2 separate regions of the Mus musculus genome follow, and region 2 is linked to region 1. A link is a loop called in an ENCODE intact Hi-C map of the cell type or tissue named here. Cell type or tissue: heart. All regions are shown on one strand. Links, peaks and the distances in the headings refer to the core of each region. The heading gives the core; the rest is flanking DNA. Region 1 overlaps Tspan18 (tetraspanin 18). Region 2 has its middle 13 kb from the start of Gm32627.

The links. Peaks named below come from ENCODE experiments on the same cell type or tissue, not always from the same donor. Only the 100,000 strongest peaks of a DNase experiment are listed, where the experiment ranks them.
Region 2: it touches region 1 in a loop (2.3-fold over the local background); 3 of 42 quality-filtered maps call a loop at or near these places.

What each region holds. Positions count from the first base shown.
Region 1 is chr2:93,265,449-93,270,821 of GRCm38, forward strand. The region is part of intron 2 of Tspan18 (tetraspanin 18); the gene reads right to left. Among named protein-coding and RNA genes, the nearest start is that of Gm39882, 10 kb to the left of the region's middle. In heart, for the core only: CTCF peaks have their summits at 2,566 and 4,780; DNase peaks (open chromatin) are centred at 2,493, 3,513 and 4,843; H3K27ac peaks cover 3,488 bases.
Region 2 is chr2:93,128,418-93,133,790 of GRCm38, forward strand. No RefSeq gene overlaps it. Among named protein-coding and RNA genes, the nearest start is that of Gm32627, 13 kb to the right of the region's middle. In heart, for the core only: a CTCF peak has its summit at 2,822; a DNase peak (open chromatin) is centred at 3,874.

The DNA.
Region 1 (5,373 bases), core at 260-5,259:
GCAGTTCCTACTTAACGTCTCTTCTGCTGATTTTATTATTACCTATAATGTTCTAATTAAAAGTCAAGCGCTCTCAATAATCCCCAATGAGACCCAAGAAAATGTCTTGGTCCTGATTTTAGCTCCATGAGAAATAGTCCAGTATAGTACCAGCCAATATTATCTGACCTTCTAAAAGGTTACCTGCTGTCTCCCACACTTCAACATCCCTGTGTATGCCCTAGTGGGCAGAGACAGACCTCTCTGGCTTTAGTTTCTGTAGCTCCACAATATTCTCATTTGCTTTGTTAGACACCAGGAGCTGCCTTACCTATTTCTTTGCACCTTAAAACCTAAAACCTTACCGAATGTGTGTGAGAGATCTAATCACTCTGTCCTTCATAACAATAATAGAAAGTAGGTGACATTTCAGATTAAACAAGAATTCTTGGGCCCAGAAAGTTTAAGTAACTTGTCCAGTAACTTGAACAGCAAGCAGGTGGCCAGATTAGGATATAGACCCAAGCCATCTAGGTGGTGTGTGCTACACTGGCCTCTCGTGAATTTTTAAATGAACTGTCTATGCTCCTGAGAAGCAGATGGTGAGCCAGGAAACGTGACCCAAGCACCATGGCTGAGACCAGGGAGCAGAGCTGGCCCCAGGAGCTCATCCATGACCCAGGAAGCACAAAGCTCAGCCTGGTGGGTCAACCTGCCTGGAAGAGGCGTTCAGGCTGACCTGGGAGGCAGAACTCAAACATGAAGACTCAGGGCTCTGTCACCAGGTGGGGCAGAGGAGTCAAGCCAGCCCAAGCTGAGAAGGTAACAAGGTACAGGAAAGGGCTCTGGCATAGATGGGTCCTACTTTTCAGCTCCAAGAGCTCAGAGGTGCCACTTTTTTTTTCTCTCTCTAGGAATCCCTGGAACCCTTGTGATACCACAAGAGCCACCTCTCTTGGTTGGTGGAAGGGCAGGTGGCCTTACGGCCTTTGTAGTCCCTAGGAACCAACTTGTGAGAGCAACGATTCTCTTCCCCATGGATCACACTGCTGCTGGGTCACAACACACCTCTACAAAACCAATGTTTGTAAGAACTGAGTCATCGATCAGACTTTATGTTACAGACTTCTCTGTGACATAAAGATTTGAGCTGTCACAGTACTCAGTTTAATAAGAGTTGACAGAGTGCAGGTGTGAGAAACTATGCATGATGGGAAAAAGAGAGATGGAGGGGGAAAGAAGACCTTTCCAGCTCAAGAAAATGGGAAAAGCAGAGTGCATAACAGAGGGGAGAAAAGTCAATTAAATCATGATAATTACTTCCGCTGCCGTGCCCAAGAGCTGCGGGAACAGCTATTAATTAGGACTTCCATGTTGGCTGCAGCCGTTTGACTTCTACCAGGCTGCCAGTGTGTTCCTTAATGACATTCTCCCCAAGAGCTGATGTGTGAAAATATTTTCACCCTGGCAATTAGCAGTTTTAAAGAACATAACACACACACACACACACACACACACACACACACACACACACACACACACGGACATGTGTGGCCTATCCCCTGAAATTGGCATGATGTGTAGCAATTTTTCCTGCTCCTAGTCCTCACTCCCCAGAGTCCCTGCAATCACCAGCCCCGCCTTCCTCTCTAATTAGCACCACAAGAATCTTGTCTCAGTAAACTCCTCGCTGAAATTCAGACTTTAGCTAGAAGCTCAAAGATACATCAGAGACTTACACCTGCCTTGACTCACATAAACTGTTCCAGATCATCCCAGAGAGACAGCCCAGGCCTGTGAAGTCCCATGCCCTTCGAGGAAGGGGCCCCAGAAGGAGAGAATGCCTTTCACATCTAAAGGCACACCTAGATACCACCCTGCACCAATGGTTTAATGATGATCCACACATGGAATGAGAAGACACCTTCTTCTCCTCAGAAGCCTGTCCAATTAACTCTGCAACAACATGGTCAGGACAGATGGGAGAGGTCATCTGGGCCACTTGGAGGTTCCTGAAAATCAGCCCCAGTACTTTTATAGGCCTGGGGTTCCCTTCCAAAGACACCATAAACTAATCTCAGATGCCTTGTATCATCTGGTATTATTTCAATGGAGTAATTTGCTACACAATATCTGGTCCAGAAACGGAAGATCAATAGCAGCCCTCTTCTTTGCTATGCAAGGGTAAGAAGCAGACATTGGTGGCCCTGGAGAGATGCTAGGGAGAAGGGGTAAGGGAAACTGGGGTGTTGCCGTTCTTCCTACCTGTGGACTGGCCTGCCCTTTTGCTTCCCAAGAGAAAACACTCAGGTCTCAGGCAGATGCAGGTCACTGGGGCACCCAACCACCCTGACCAGTGGGAAACAGAGACCCCCATGGGGAACGTGATGGGGCCCTGCCAATGCTCAGCAGCTAGTGGGCAGGGCCAGGAAATCCTGCAGCCCCTGACCCTGGCTCTCTCTGGCTGCAGAGCAGAGGAGAGAGGAAGGCAAGGGTCAGAGGCCTGGGAGGGCCTTATCCCGAAGGATGTATAGAAATAGCAAGGCCTGACCCAGAGAGCCTGTGAGGACAGCGCTCCTTCAGGAAAGGGCCTTTCCTGTCATTCAGACACTTCTGTCCTGGCCAAGTTAAACAACAGGGCTCAGCCACATCACATTCTGGCTGCTTGCAAAATGGGATATCCTGACTCGAAGGCAGGTGTACCCTGCTCTCCTAACCTAAAAAGTGTTTCAGGATAAAGGGGACAGATGTCAGCACACAGCCTGGAGAGGATCCAATATCTGCTTGCCCCCAACAACTCTTACTTCCCCCTCCCTGGTCAGCTGATCTCAACTTGGCTTTAAGCTTCTCTTTGGCGTCCTCAGCGTCCTCAGGTTCTGCAGAAGCAGCCACGGTGACCTCTGTGTACTTTGTTGGGCAGATGTTCAGAGAAACCATGCTGAGAAAATTACCTGGACCATGGTGACTGAGCCAGGGTCAGGATCTGGGTGGGGCATCAGCTCCAGGGACATTTTGCCCTCTGCGATGCACATCAGAAGGAGACCATGCTCTGCTCATGGGATACAGTGTGAGCTCAGGAGTATGAGCCCGCCTCAGCATCCGTCCAAAGTCCTTTTCCACCAAAGCTACAGCTCCCGAATCTACACTACTGCCTCAGCCTCATAAGCGTTACTGTCTAGGAGTCTTAACTAGGTTTGATTTCTCTGGCCAATAAAGCATTAAAATACAAGAGTAATCTCACACACCAGACTTTGTGAGAAAGAAGCCACTATCTTAGAAGTCCATCATCTTTATTACCTATCAAGATGCTTACCCTATCTGCTTACCTGTCATGGATCTGCTACCTCCTAGTTCCTCAGCAGAGTGGCCACTTTCCCAACCTTGGCTTGACCACATGACTCACTTTGGCCAATGGGATCCCAGAGCTGAAGCAGGATGAATCCAATGTCAGGAAAGCCAAGGCCCCTTGTCTGCTGGCCAACAGCTACAGGGACAGGTCTCAATAGTGAAAGCCACTTCAGCCTGAGCCATGGATGAATATTAAGACATCCAGACAACAGGAAAACTTAGACTCAAACCAAAGTTGCACAAGAGACAGGAAGACACAAGGCCTAGACCCTACACCAGCCCTGCCAGGTGGCAACTGGCCTGCAGCCTCTGACCCGGAGAACCAAAGCTGGGCGGAGCCACTGGGCTCTGGGGGCTTTTGCTAAGTGGAATGATTTTGTTGGTGACTAATACAGTATCTACTTCACTCTGAGAAAGACAGACGGAGGGATTCACTCAAACTCACAATGCTAGCAGACAGTGGGGCTCAAGCTGAGACCCAGTGTGACCCTTGGGCACACCCAGGTTGCTTCTCCAGCAGGCTGATCTGGAGATAACAGAAGCCAAGCCAGCCTTAAGATACCCACTCCAGGCTTTCTTGGGGGGAGGTTTCACGCCAGAAACTTCCTGAAGGGCTCATACAGGCCTGGCACCAGAGCCTGTCTGGCCATTGGCTTCTTGCTTTTACATTCACCTCCATTCCAGCTTAGACCCACCACTTGCTAGCAGAATCCACCACCAAAGGCAGAGAGACTGGCAAGAGTAGGGGGAGACAGAGGTATCCCAGCAGTGGTGGCTTATGGCTGACTCATTCCCCTAGTGACCCTTCGTAGGGTACAGACTTCCTTCCCAACCAGACAGAGATCCTCTTAAAAAGTTGGACCTTGTAAATCTGTTTATGGCTTGTCCTTGTGGATGACATATGTGCTAGAGCAAATCGGGGAGTTACTGACGGATGGATGAATGAGCAACTGCACAGATGAGTGGGTACACTTGTGAATGAATGGGCACATGAGTGAGTGAATGGGCTCACAAATGAGTGAACGCATGAACGAGCAGGCACACGAATGAAAGGGCACATGAATTAATGAATGAGTGCGCAGATTATCTAGTGCGCAAATGGATGGACAAGCACGTGAATGAGTGAATGAGCTCACAACTGAATGAATGGGCATATGAGCGGAAGAATGAAGAAACGGCACACATGGATGAATGGGTGCACAGATGAATTAATGAATGAATGATAAGTGGATGCACAAATGAGTAACTGAACAGAAAAAAAATGAATGGATGAATTAATGAATGCAAAAATGAGAATGAATGATGAATGGATGCACCAATGAATAACTGAACAGAAAAATGAATGAATGATTCTGCCACCAGCTCTTATGGGACTGATCCTCCTAGCTGGCCCTTCTCTGAAGCCACAGCCCTAATCCAGGCACAGTGCATGCACAAAGCAGCCCCACAGTGTGGCGGGAGCTGAGAGTGGCTTGCTTTGGGAAACATCCTCTCGAGAAGTTGGCAGGGGCTGCAGATGTACTTTGGAACAGTTTCACTGGTAAAGGAAATGAATCCTGGGGCCTCCGCCCCAGCACTCTGAGAGATGGCCCAACAATGCTGGGTTCCCCACCAAACAATGAAGAATAAACCACCGTGGAGGTCCTTCTGACTTTCGTCTGATTTCTATTTTGGGTTTCCTTTGAAAAACCACTCCTGCTGCTTTGTGCAGTTTGGTGATCCTGAAGTCTCTGTCTCCAAGGTCCTGGACTCATAGTCTCTGGCCCCGGGTTTTTATTTTCATGTCTTAGTGTCTTGTTCTTTTTCCCACTTGTGGATGTGAATGGATCGCATGCACACAGAGGGCCAGCAGGGGTGAAGGGAGATCTGCTCCCACTCAGCTTGGTCTTTATAATGGCCAGATGGGGTCACAGACCTTCCACTCAAGCATTCCATGCTGGCCCTGTCTGTGCCAGGCTTTGAGTACCTGGTGACACCCTCAGAGCCACATTTCCACTCTTCGTGCACCTGGGACCTGGTAGCTGGCACAGTTGCAGCTGTTTTCAG
Region 2 (5,373 bases), core at 240-5,239, 140 kb before region 1:
AGGACCCTTGTTGGGAGGTCTGTTGCTGTCTGCTCCCAGGCTGCCCCACTGATAAGTCTGGCAGCTGACTTGGGCCTCAGTTTACCTCTAGGTATCCTTTCCAGAGTGTTTGCTCCAGTTTCTCCACGTGACAACTTGAATCTGGATCCAACAGTCATAGAGAAAACAATCGTTCGATATCACGTCTATCATAGCCCCTTGGCCAAGTTACAAGTTCACACCCAGATCAAGAGGTCCCTGAAGAGATTTCCCTCTGGGTAGGAGACTGCAGGGAGGTCACACTTAATCCACAGTGCTCTAGTGTCCGCAGCCACAACCGGTACATGTAGTCACGCCTCAGATAGACCCACAGCCTCCCTGAGTCTTGGCATTAGAGTCCACAACCCTGTAAGGTACCCTGGAGACAGACCCTTTCCTCTACATCCTTCTCCTCCACAGAGGAGGTATGCAGGGCTGGCGGCAGATACCTCTTGGCTTGTCCCCTGAGAAGGACCTGTGTGTCATCACTTTACAGACAGGGAAACTTGAGAAACTGAGTGGCTCTGGGTTCCCTGGAGGACTCCTGCAGGGACCAGGTAAGAGTCAGGCTGAAGGAGTCCTAGACCAGAGTGCTGCCTCAGACTCAGGGTAAAGCATATGCCGAGGGCAACCAGAGCCCTGATCTTCTCATGGATAACTCTCCCCCTCCCCCTCCCCCTCTGCCTCTTCCTCCTCCTTCCTCCAGTCTTACCCTGAGAACAACACTGCCCTGGAGACCACAGCAGAGAAAAGATTCCAGACCTCTAAGTCCTGGATCAGAGACCAATCCTCCAGCCCTGTGTTCCCCAGCCCATGGGACTCAAGAGTCGTTGCTTCCTTGATGCTGTGCCATCTACCTGTTTGTTTGCACTTGAGCAGATGGCTACGAGGAAGGTCCCTGAAGGGACAAGCACGTGAGTGAGTGCAAAATCAGTGAAAGAGGAGGTCCTGTGTCTGTGGCCTCCTGTTATTTGAAGCCTTTTTAGCTTCAAATAAGACACTGGAGACAATACTACAGGGAACCGGATTAAACCAGTCTAAGCTAGAGTTCCCCATTTCTAGGTGACCTAGTGTAACCTATCTCTGTCTCTGTCTCTCTTCCAGTAGTTTTTATTTAATGTGCATTGCTGCCATGTATGTCTGTGTGAGGATGTCTGAAGCCCTGGAACTGGAGTTATAGACAGTTGTGAGCTGCCATGTGGGTGCTGAGATTCGAACCCTAGGTCATCTGGAAGAGAAGCCAGTGCTCTTAACTGTTGCACCATCTCTCCAGCCCCGTGTTGTCTCATTATAATGCTCAGTTCTCTGCCCAGTCTTCGAGCATGGCATGTATGAAGAAGCATGATTTCATGCCAAGCATCACATACAGCTGTCTGCTGGCCTCTATGCAATACCACAAGGAGTATGAGGAGTCTTCTATAGAAGCCCCTTGTCCCCTCCACTCTGGGAACCATCCTTGCCGCATGCAATCATTTGTCTTTCATTTTTCCTTTTAGTTTGGGCCCATTGGCTCTGCCTGGACCATGGTCTGAGCCCACTGAGTCCTTGAAGTGGTTTGTATGAGAATGTTCCCCTTGGGCTCTGGCATTTGAAAAATGGATTCCCAGTTTGTGAAGGTCTAGGAGGTTCAGCATTGCTGGAGGAAGTGCATCATTAGGAGTGGACTTAAGAGGGTTCAAAGCCTCTCCCATGCCCAATATACTCACTCACTCTGTCTATCTATCTATCTATCTATCTATCTATCTATCTATCTATCTATCTGCTTCATGCTGTGGTTCAAGTTGTGAGCTACTGCCTGCTGCCTCTGCCCTGCCATTATGGATTTTAACCCTCTGAGACTGTAAGCCAAAACAAACTCTTTCTTCTACAAGTTCTATAGTGTTTATTCCAGCAACAACAACAAAAAAAAGCAATGCAGTGCCCCCCTGCATGCCTCCAGGGACATTGCAGACAGCAAGCCCCAGCCTCAGAGCCAAGCAACTCCGTGCATTCCTTCTTGGCATGGTCACCATCCTTCCCTGGTGTTAAGGACATCTGCCCACTCGGAATCTTCTTCCTCTATGGTCTCACATACCTTCACTGATTTCTTAGGCTTACAAAATTGGAGCCAGGCGGTGGTAGCCATGCCTTTAGTCCTAGCACTCAGGAGACAGGGGCAGGTGAATCTCTGAATTCAACACCAGTCTGAGGGAGAGGGAGAGGGAGAGGGAGAGGGAGAGGGAGAGGGAGAGGGAGAGGGAGAGGGAGAGGGAGAGGGAGAGGGAGAGGGAGAGGGAGAGGGAGAGGGGAGAGGGGAGAGGGAGAGGGAGAGAAATGTGTTGGGGAGAATTCTGGATTTTATACCTGTTGTCCACTCCCCGTTGAAATTGAACATGGCCATGCCTCTCCAGAGAAGTAGGGTTGATCCATTCCCACAGCAGGACTCCATCTTATAGGATACTGTAGCTCTGGCATATAAGATATTGGAGGTGGGTGGGAGAGTGTTCACTGAAGGACCACAGTATGAGCCACTCACAAAAGCCGCCTTTCTCCTGGAGCGTATCAAACATCTGGTTGAAAGATACAGAATATGCTTCCAAGAAAACCCATTGGAACTCAGACTTTCAAGGTGGTGCAAGATAGCCTTGAAATCTTGGATGTCTCAAGTTGCCTCTCAAGTGTTGGAATTAAAGGTTTGCACCAGTTTATGCTATGCTGGGGATGCCACCCAGGGCTCCCCACATTAGGCAAGTGCTCTATGGGTTGCATTGTCTCCCTAGCCTGCTGGTCAACCTTCAGTGTGTCAGGAAGCTAGACCTGGGATCCCCAGCTAGGAGGCTCTGTTCTCTCCTATTCCACTCAATGCTGGGACTTACATAATTCAGAATGTTTTTCACAGACATCCAAGCTCAACCGTCCCTTCTAAAGCCCTTCCTGGAAGTTTTAGCTATGAGAGAAGTTCGGCGTCACACAGTGAAGAAAGGCATCCGTGTCTCAGTGATGACTCCGTGGCTGGGTGGCTTCCTGCAGCTGCAGGCTCCACACCTGCTTCCACGAGGTTTCCTCAATGTCAGGAATACACCACCATCTCCTTCCTCCTCTCTTGCCCATTTGGGTAGGGCCGTGTGGACTGTTTCCCATCTATCTCCTCATGAGCTATAGAGCCGTATAACATTGGCCAATGGCTCTTTAGTCGAAGTTCAAACCCACACCAAGGCATTTCCATCCTGGCTGGTCCCTATCAGCTGTGACATCTGAGATAAATTACTTAACCTCTCTGGGTTATCATTCTTTTTATACAAAATGGCAAGGGACCATTTTGTATGGAGGTTTTCACCTCTCTCTCCCTCCCTCCCCCCCCCCCTCTCTCCCTCCCTCCCTCCATTCCTTCCTTCCTTCCTCTCTCTTTGCTTTTGTTTTTCTTTATTTCAAGAAAGGGTTTCTCTGTGTCTCTCTAGTTGACCTGGAAGTCATTCTATAAATCAGGCTGGGCTTGAAGTTGGGTATCTGCCTGTTTCTGCCTCCTGACTGCTAGGATTAAGGGCATGGGACACTACACTCAGCTGAGGTTTGACTTTCAACCCACAGATGAAACATCTGTGCTGAGAGGAAGACAATGAGGCCTGGAACATATGAGGCTATTTCCTGCTCCAAGCCACACAATTTGAATTCAGTCAGGGGTCACTAGAATTTAAGTTCAGATTAATATGATCCCGAATCCACCATTTTCTCCTTTTTTCTTTCTTCCGTTCCCTATTTATTCACCAGCTACACTCCAACTGAAGATCTGGCAGGCTCAGCTTTATGACCCTGGTGTGCCTCCTGCTTTTCCTCCTGATGAGTCCCGAAACCCTCTGGGGTGGCTGCCAACAGAGTGGGTTGGGCTCTGCCCAGATGTCGCTCTGCCAGGACATGATGAAGGCTGGCTTCCTTTGCCGACAGTGATTGGCAGGTGTTTATTTCCTTTTAAGAAGCTAACAGCTGTGGTGTGTTTATGGTTTAATTTTTGTTTTCGTTTTCTCTTCCACCGCTACGCAGAGGGTAGAGAGAAGCACAGCTCTGCCTGGACACCTGCTCCCTCTGCCCTGGAGATGGACCTCTCCCAGGGGCAGAAGTCTGGGCCTTTGCAGAGGTTCACAGGGCAGGGCTGTCTGGGCAAGCCTACTGTGTGCTCCTTGACTCCGATTCTTACTGAAGATCAACTGATGACTGTCTTAGCTGTCCCAGGAGGCTCAGCTCATAGAAAACTAGGAGGTTTCTATGCTCAGGGCCTGGGGACAGGTGACCATTATAATGCTTCCCTGTGCAAGGTGTGGCTTCAGGGACAGTGTATTCTCTTACTGTGATTTGTTTGTTGTGTTATTTACGTTGTGTGTATGTGTACACAGTGTCAGCTCCCATCCGTACATATGTGGATCCAGAGGAGAATGGGGTGGCTTACTTTACTGTGTTCCACTAATATAATAATATCTATTATTCCCTTAAGACTGAACCTGGAACAAGGCAGACAACCAGTAAATCCAAGCCATCCTCCTGTCTCCATCCCATAACACTGGAGTTGTGGGGCCCACAGCCACACCCAGCTTTTAACGTGGGTGCTGGGATTCGATCTGAGTGCTGACCCATTCCCTGGCCCCTGATAGTCACTGATACATTTGGGCACTACTGAAGCTCAAACCAAGTGCTCCCTGCCTGCTATGCAAGTGCTCTCTCTACCAGTGGGCAACTCGGCAGCCTTTTATGTATCTTTTGAATGTGAAATGGTTTAAGACTTGGTTTCAATGGTTTAACAGTTGCAACAACAACCCTGAGAATCTCCACACAGATACCTTCACCCAGATGCCCCGCACAGATGCTGACAGTGACCTTGTTGGAATCAGATCTGCCCTAGGAAAAATTGAGATTCAAGCTTTATTCTGGTTTTCTCCAGCTCCTGCAATCCCATTTTTCATTTTCAGTTTTTACCATGTCCCCCAGTGCTGACTCAAGGCACTCCAGTCTCCAACCCGCGCCTGGCTCTTCCTTCTGTCTTTACCTTCTCAGTGTCTACTCTTACCCCGTGTTCGCTGTCACGTATGACACATTTCCATTTCAGACTGCGCCTGCCTGAGTTGCAGTTCTCAGTAGGGGACCTCTCCTTTTCTTCCCTCTGACCTCCCTTCCTCTGTCCTCTCTTTTGAGATTTGGGTGAGATGATTAGCCTTTGCTGTGGTGACCACTGTTTATTTTATTTTTGTTTGCGGTACTTCTCTGCTCTCGGACCGTTCATTTTCTAACCTCAAACTTCCCCAGTTGGCTCAAACTGGTCTTGGTATTTTAATTCATACCAGCCTTTCTCCAGTTCACCATCATAAGAGACATCCTCTTGAGACCTGC